Linked DNA regions of Homo sapiens: region 1 is linked to region 2. The links are chromatin contacts, found by Hi-C or POLR2A ChIA-PET in ENCODE. All regions are on one chromosome and are shown on one strand. The core of a region is the stretch at or near the end of the contact, and the rest is flanking DNA. Distances in the headings are between cores, read along the strand shown.

What was found. A loop is a pair of places that touch in the nucleus more often than their neighbours do. ChIA-PET counts read pairs that join two places held with the same protein, here RNA polymerase II (POLR2A). Pooled maps may share reads with other maps.
Region 1: a pooled map shows a loop between it and region 2 (2.3-fold over the local background). The contact joins the enhancer-like site here to the promoter of ERCC4 in region 2. A Hi-C loop is called at or near these places in 2 of 50 pooled maps. POLR2A ChIA-PET finds 5 or more read pairs at or near these places in 4 of 52 experiments (AG04450, MCF 10A, PC-9 and 1 more).

What each region holds. Positions count from the first base shown.
Region 1 is chr16:14,656,344-14,660,550 of GRCh38, reverse strand. All of the region lies in intron 5 of BFAR (bifunctional apoptosis regulator), which reads right to left. Among named protein-coding and RNA genes, the nearest start is that of BFAR, 25 kb to the right of the region's middle. Within about 2 kb of position 2,315, at least 4 of the 41 ENCODE cell types and tissues checked have a DNase peak (open chromatin) inside an H3K27ac peak, as active enhancers do.
Region 2 is chr16:13,918,062-13,922,229 of GRCh38, reverse strand. ERCC4 (ERCC excision repair 4, endonuclease catalytic subunit) reads right to left here and starts at 2,076. Exons shown (of 11, transcript NM_005236.3): 1 at 1,858-2,076; 2 at 19-199. The coding sequence starts at 2,064. All of the region lies in intron 1 of LOC105371093 (a long non-coding RNA gene), which reads left to right. LOC124903647 (a long non-coding RNA gene) reads left to right here and starts at 2,152. Exons shown (of 2, transcript XR_007065001.1): 1 at 2,152-2,551; 2 at 2,647-2,765. RefSeq lists enhancers at 1,623-1,832, 1,873-2,232, 2,443-2,492.

The sequences.
Region 1 (4,207 bases), core at 1,066-3,565, 740 kb before region 2:
CACTTTGGGAGGCCAAGGCAGGAGGATCACCTGAGGTCAGGAGTTCGAGACCAGCCTGACCAATATGATGAAACCCTGTCTACTAAAAATACAAAAATTAGCTAGGCTTGGTGGCATGTGCCTGTAATCCCAGCTACTCGGGAGGCTGAGACAGGACAATCACTTGAACCCGGGAGGCAGAGGTTGCAGTGAGCCAAGATCTTGCCATTGAAATCCAGCGTGGGCAACAAGGGCAAAACTCCATCTCAAAAAGAAAAAAGATTCAATTTATTTGATTCTTAGTAGCATCAAAATAAAATGAGCAGTTTACCACAGAAGATATAAGGATGGCAAATAAGCATGTGAATGTGAATTAAATGAGAAATGCAAATTAAATCCCCAGTGTCCAGTGGAGATCACTGCATCCTTGTTGGAATTGGGAGGGCTGGGAGGGAAGGCTTAACAGGGGCAGGAGGAAACTTCTGGGAGTGACGGAGATGTTCCCCATCTTCATCGTGTGATGCTTTCATGGGTGTGCATATGTGAAAACTTATCACATCGTACACTTTAAGTAGGTGTATATCAATTTTACCTCAATAAAAACTGTTAAAACATTCAATTTAGCTGATGCTATGAATAACTTACTGTTAGATTTTTAAAAAGTGTGATGATGATTGCATTTTTAAAAAGATTCTTTCTCTTTAGAAATGTATACTATAGAGACCGGGCGTGGTGGCTCAGCCTGTAATCCCAGCACTTTGGGAAGCTGAGGCAGGCAGATCACCTGAGGTCAGGAGATTGAGACCAGCCTGGCTAAAACGGTGAAATCCCGTCTCTACTAAAAATACAAAAAATTAGCCGGGCATGGTGGCGGGTGCCTGTAGTCCCAGCTACTGGGGAGGCTGAGGCAGGAGAATGGTGTGAACCCAGGAGGCGGAGCTTGCAGTGAGTGGAGATTGCGCCACTGCACTCCAGCCTGGGCGACAGAGTGAGACTCCATCTCAAAAAAAAAAGAAGTATACTATAGAGGCCGGACATGGTGGCTCACGCCTGTAATCCCAGCACTTTGGGAGGCTGATGCAGGCAGATTGCCTGAGGTCAGGAGTTCGAGACCAGCCTGACCAACATGGTGAAACCCTGTCTCGACTAAAAATACAAAAAAAATTAGCCGGTGTGGTGGTGGGCACCTGTAGTCCCAGCTACTTGGGAGGCTGAGGCAGGAGAATCGCTTGAACCTGGGAGGTGGAGGTTGCAGTGAGCCAAGATCATGCCACTGCACTCCATCCTGGAGGCAGAGCGAGACTCTGTTTCAAAAAAAAACAAAAAACAAAAAAAAACAAAAAAAACCAAATTGCATACTACAGGCTGGGCATGGTGGCTCACGCCTATAATCCCAGCACTTTGGGAGGCTGAGGCGGGTGGATCACCTGAGGTCAGCAGTTTGAGATCAGCCTGGCCAACACGGTGAAACCCCGTCCCTACTAAAAATACAAAAAATTAGCTTGGCATGGAGGCGCACACCTGTAGTCCCAGCTACTCAGGAGGCTGAGGCAGGGGAATCGCTCGAACCTGGGAGGTGGAGTTTGCAGTGAGCTGAGATCGCGCCATTGCACTCCAGCCTGGATGACAAGAGCAAAACTCCATCTCAGAAAAAAAAAAAAAATCATAATTACTATTAATTGGTGGAGGGGTGTACAATGGTGATATTGTAATTTTGTCTTTTGAAAAGTCCTTACTTTTCAAGCAGGACATGGTAGTGATACAGGAGTGAAGAAGAAGTTACTTAGGCAGATAGTGAGGGTAAGGGAGCCCTCATTAAGGTTTTCCTTTTTTTTTTTTCAGATGGAGTCTCGGTCTGCCACCCAGGCTGGAGTGCAGTGGCACAATCTTGGCTCACTGCAAGCTCCGTCTCCCGGGTTCACGCCACTCTCCTGCCTCAGCCTCCCCAGTAGCTGGGACTACAGGCGCCCACCACCACGCCCAGCTAATTTTTTTTTGTATTTTAGTAGAGATGGGGTTTCACTGTGTTAGCCAGGATGGAGGTTTTCCTTTTAATGAAAAGCAGCCTCAAATCATTTTCCTTTCTAACAAACAGCAGCCTGTAAAATGGAACTGCAGACACAGATGCTGGCAGTTATGTCAATCATGTTCAAGACAGAAGCTCCATCTTCCCTTCTCTTTGTCAGCCACATGTACAGTACAGTAAGGAGCAGACAAGATAGCACCAGCCAAGGGGACAGAAAGTTCCTTTGCATAATAAGATTAGGGTGGGGTGACCACCCTTCCTGTGCACTGTGGAAACATCATACCTGATCGAACCAATCTGTGAGCCCTATGTAAATCAGACACCGCCTCCTCAAAACTGACTAAAAAATCCAGCACATCTGCTGCCTGCCAGTCTTTTCCTCTTGGAAGTCCCCTCTCTCTTGCTAGAGACAGAGCTGTTTTCCTTTCTCTTACTTTTGCCTATTAAACCTCTGCTCAACTCTTGTGTGTCTGTGTCCTAAATTTTCCTGGTGCAAGATGACAAACCCCAGTTCCCCAGGCAATGTAGCTGCTTCAGTAGCCTGTGCCTGTAGCCCCAGCTACTTGGGAGGTTGAGGTGGGAGGATTACTTGACCAGGAATTTGAGACCAGCCTGGGCAACATGGTGAGACTCCATTTCAAAAAAAAATTTTTTTTTAAGAGATTAATGCTGAAATATTTACCTATGAAAAATATGGCAGCTTGGCTGGGCGCAGTGGCTCACGCCTGTAATCCCAGCACTTTGGGGAGGCTGAGGCGGGCAGATCACCTGAGGTCAGGAGTTCAAGACTAGCCTGGCCAATATGGCAAAACTCCGCCTCTACTAAAAATACAAAATTAGCTGGGCATGGTGGCACCTGCATGTATTCCTAGCTACTCTGGAGGGTGAGATATGAGAATTGCTTGAACCTGGAAGGCAGAGGTTGTAGTGAGCTAAGGTCGCACCACTGCACTCCAGTCTGGGAAACAGTGAGACTCTGTCTCAAAAAAACAAAAACAGGTCAGGCGCGGTGGCTCACACCTGTAATCCCAGCACTTTGGGAGGCCGAGGCAGGCGGATCACAAGGTCAGGAGATCCAGACTACCCTGGTTAACATGGTGAAAGCTCGTCTCTACCAAAAAATAAAAAAATTAGCCGGGCACGGTGGTGGGCGCCTGTAGTCCCAGCTACTTGGGAGGCTGAGGCAGGAGAATGGCGTGAACCCAGTAGGCAGAGCTTGCAGTGAGCTGAGATCGCGCCACTGCACTCCAGCCTGGGCGACAGAGCGAGACACCCTCTCAAAAAACAAAACAAAACAAAACAAAAACAAAAACCAAATAACACAAAAAATAACAAACATTCTATTTCAGGAGCTCCACGCACATTCTTTACAATATTTGAAACTAGTTATTAAAGTAATACACGCACATATTACAGAAGCATTTTTTATTTCTTTCTTCATTTGAGACAGTGTCTCACTCTGTCACCCAGGCTGGAGTGCAGTGGCACCATCTCAGCTCACTGCAACCTCCACCTCCTTAGTTCAAGCAATTCTCCTGCCGTAGCCTCCTGAGTAGCTGGGATTATAGGCATGCACCACCACACCTGGCTAATTTTTGTGTTTTTAGTAGAGATGGGGTTTCACCATGTTGGTCAGGCTGGTCTGGAACTCCTGGCCTCAAGTGATCAGCCTGCCTCGGCCTCCCAAAGTGCTGGGATTACAGGACTTTGTTCCTTATGGATTACAGGACTTTGTTCCTTATTAACACAAAGTCTTTGTCTCCTTTTCCGGTGGCTGCCTACATGGGTGTGCCTTGTTTATTCAACTTGTTCCTAATGAGGGGCACTTAGGTTGTTTTCTACTCCCTGCAATTACCAACAATGCTGCCGTGAATAACTTGTTTAACAACTTTCCGTTAATCAAACATTGGAGTCTCACAATGACCCTCTAAGGTTATTTACCCAGGAGGAAACAGGCAAGGAGAGGTGCAGGTACTTGCTGGTGTTCCAACAGGTGGTGTGTCTTGGAGGAGCTGGCCCAGGCAGGCTAGTGCCAGGGCCTTTTTTTTTTTTTCTGAAACAGGGTCTCAACTCTCTTGCCCAGGCTGGAGTGCAGTGGTTCGATCATGGTTTAGCGCAGCCTCAGCCTCGCAAATGGCTGGCATCACCACACTCAACTAATTTTTTTTGTGTCTGTACTTTTTGTAGAGATGGGGTCTTGCC
Region 2 (4,168 bases), core at 827-3,326:
AAGATTTCAAATTCTTACCAGTAATTAAATCTGAAGGTATTCTATCAGTCAAGAAGTCAACCACAAGTATCCTACTTGTCGCAAATATAACACCACCTTGTGTGTAAACTTCATAGCGACTGTTGCTTGTGATTTCATTTGTTACACGGCGAGGGAGGTGTTCAACTCCTTCTATCTTCAGCTGATTGATAAAATACTCCTAAATCAAATCAAACTTGATTAGTAGGCTATTTAATACAGGGCAGTTTTTAATAGGTCACAGATATTTAAAATAATGTGCTGTCTTTCTCTGAGATAATGAACTTAATAATGAATATACACACTAAGTTACTTCTTTATAGTAACTTCAGCCAACCAGTCTACATTTAATGAGGTTTTCTTGTTTTGGGGTTTACACTAAGGAATAATTGCACTTCAGTCATTATCAGCACTCAACTACAATAACATATGCACACACATACAAAACCTCAAACTTTTAAAAGCCTGGATTAAAAGATTTCTGCTACCTAGAAAATACTTCCCACCAAAGCCAGGTTTGTAGCCAAGCACATTCTATGAGATGATAACAAGGGAATCCTTTCCCCAGACAATGTTTTAGACTATCAGTTCTGTGCTAATCTATCCTAGAGGGACTTCATGTCACTGGGTCCCTTGGCTTGGTTTATTTATATCCCCAGTTTAAAACCATCTTTACTAGGCCCTGTGTGTTGCCTTAGGCCCTATGCCAAGCACTGGGGATACCTAGATGAATCAAACAGGATCCCTGCCCTCAAAGAGACTGTGGTCACTCTTCTCAGCTGACATTTTTCTCCCGGCCACCTGATATATCTAGGGGATCATCAGACTTGTCCGACCAAGCTGTGTCCCCTCTCAACACCCCTCAGACCCATGTGTAGCCCCATTCCATCTTTCTCAGTGTTCTCCATTGTCCTTAACTGTAGTTAACCTTTGCCAACATCCTCAGCGTCAAGCTCCAATCCCTTTCTGACCCTATGGCCCTCTTAACACAGCCTTGGTGAATGTCCTATTTCCTGGTCCCTCCTTTTCCCTATTGGGGTTTTTCCAGCGCCTCAGCATCTCCTTTCATGTCTCCCCATCACCCTCAGAGATCTTCCATCCTCATCACTGTTCCCTTTCAGGGACCTTCCTTCTGCCCCCAGAAACTCCCTTAATGGCCAACTTCAGGACTCTCCCGTTATTCCTATCCAGATCCTCCTTCCGACATCTCCCCCTCCCCTGCAGCGACCTCCGATCCTCTCCTACCACTCAGAGCCCCTTCACCTTTCAGTGCCCTTGCACCCATGTCAGGGACCTGCATCCTTCTGGGGACCCCTCCCATCCCTCTTAGTGTTGTCAGGGAATTGCATCCTTCTCGGGACCCCTTCCATCATTCTCACTGTGCCTGCACAGTGTCAGGGACCCGCATCCCCTGGGGACCCCTCCCATTTCTCTTAGTGTTCTTGAACTCTGGTCAAAGACTTGCATCCTTCTTGGGACCCCTCCCTTCCCTCTCAGAGTCCCCGCACAGTGTCAGGGACTGGCATTCCTCTTAGTGTTCTTCAACTCCTGCCAGGGACCTGCAGCCTTCTCGGGGCCCCTCCAATTCTTATCAGTGTCCCCGCACGGTGTGAGCGACCGGTATCCTCCTAGCGACCCCTTACATACGTCTGTGTTCCCGCAGTGTGAGGGACCTGCATCCCCCTGGGGACCCCTGCCATCCTTCTCTGTGTCATCGCGTAGTGTCAGGGGCCTGAATCCCCCTCAGAGCCCCTCCATCCCTGTCAGAGGCCTCGCATCCGCTCAGGAGGCCCTCAACACTCTCGGAGTCCCCTCACTCCCGCGCCAGCGCGGCCGCACCTCCTCGGCCGGCTGCGTGTTGAGCACCAGCACCAGGCAGGCTGGGTGGCAGTGCAGCTGGAGAAAGTGGTAGAGGAGCCGGTCCGCGCCGAGCCCGCGGGCGCACACTACTAGCCCGTCAGTGTCGAGCAGTTCCAGCACCAGCTGTCGCTCGTACTCCAGCAGCGGCGCCATGGCAATCCGTCGAGCCGGCTGCCCTGACTCCATGGAAGCTCTTCCGGGTCGCAGCCGAACGCAGCCGAAGGAAGCCGACTCCTAGTGGAGAGTAGGCCGAACTCAACCGAAGAGAGCCGAGTCCGAGAGGACGGCAGCCAGCCGAACGTAGCCGAGGAGAGCTGAGACTGAGATGATCGTGGGCCGAACGCAGCCGAAGAGGAGCCGAGGCCACGACAGGCGCGCTCTCAGAAAGCCGAAGAGAGCCGAGCCTGAGAAGGCAAGCGTTGGCCGAACTCAGCCGAAGAAGAGCCGAGTGGAGCCGAAGATTCATGGAGTCACCTGTAGGGGCTGGCGCCCCCTGTCGGTGTAGCTTGCAGATATCAGGCTCCATTCACGTCTCTTTTGAGTTTCCACATCCCCTGGCACCCTAGCCTCAAGCTGCCAAAAAGCAAGGGAAGGGGAAGTAAGCCTAAGGAGCTTAATCCCCCGACATCGACAGTTGAAAAAGTTACTGGTCAATATTCCAAATGCGCCAAGAGTTAGTAGCACCTGTTTCCTAGGGTGGTTTTTGGCCCTTCCTTTTGCGATTACTCCCCATCCTTCTTTTAATTTTTTTTTTCTTTCCCGAGACAGGATGTTGATATGTTGCCCAGGCTGGAGTGCAGTGGCTGTGGAATAAGCAGAATCATTTACTGACTTCAGACCTCTGTTTGCCTCCCAAAGACTTCAATACAATAAACTATTTTTAAAAATCCCTCCTTCCACTAGAGGGACACCTCCCGCAGTGTTTGTTCTATACCTAGAAATGCCTGATAGTTGAACTAGTAGAGGAATTGTTTTGTATAGAAACCCCCCACCTTTGTTATTAGAAAATAGAAAATACAAGTAAACAAAAATGAAAATCACTTGTTTCCATTACTTGGAAATAACCACTGTTAACATCACGAAATCTATTTTATTTAGTCCTTTTTTTTCTATCTATATACACATTCTCTCATCACACGGAGTTCTTTTACCGACACGAGATAATTAATATCCCTGATTTAAATCCCCAGCTTTGTCATTAACATTTGGCAAACCTCTGAACATGATGTTTCATATTCTTTTACAAAGTCCTTTTATATGGCTGATGAGATTTCCATTATGTGGGTGTACTTACCTAATTGCTTATTAGAGGACATTTAGTCTGTTTCTGCTTTTTCCCTTCCAGTAATATAAATAATATTTCACTAAACATCTTTGTATGTAAATTCAGCCGTGGCCTTCAGATACACGTCTAGAAATGAATAATCACTGGGATAAAGAGAAAAAAATTTGTAAGGCTTTTCATTCCATTCACATTGCCACATTGCCCTCTAGAAAGCCTATACCAATTCACATTCACACTAGCCGTTTCCAAGAGGATCTGTTCCTCTACCTCTTTACTGCTTAATCTGGTATTTTGCTTACATTTTGTCAAGATGAAAATAGCATATAATTCCTGAATGCTGTTTAAGTGGAAAGGGTTGCCGGCAGACACTTTACATACAGCGTTTCCTCTGAGGCAGATATTAATCTCGTCAGTTCTGCCAGTGAGAAAAATGGAGGTGCAGGGAGGTTATATAACTTGGGCAAGGCCACGGGAGCTAGTTAGTGTATTTCTTAGATCTATTTCAGGACGTGATATGGGGGTACTCAACACATATTTAGGAAATGAAGATTGAAATGACAAAGCTGAAATTCAAACCTGACTCCCAAGCGGTGGTAGGCAGAATATCGGCTTCCCAAAGATGTTCATATCCTAATCCCTGGAGCCTGTAGGTTGTTTTATGTGGCAAAGGGGGGTTTGCAGATGTGAGTATGTTAAGGTTCTTGAGATGGGGGGATTATATGGATTATCCAGGTGGGCTCAATGTATCACAAATGTGCTTATAAGAGAAAGAGAGAGGTAGGAGGGTCAGATTCAGAGATGTGACAGGAGGCCGAGTTCAGAGTGATGTGGAACGGGCACTGAACCAAGGAATGCAGCCCTTACAAGCTGAAAAAGGCAAGGAAATGGATTCTCCCCTAGGGCTCCCGGGAGGACTGCAGCTCTATCCACCCATTTTGGACTTCCGACCCCCAGAACTGGAAGATAATGAATTTGTGTTAAGTCCGTTTGATCAGATGACGTCCC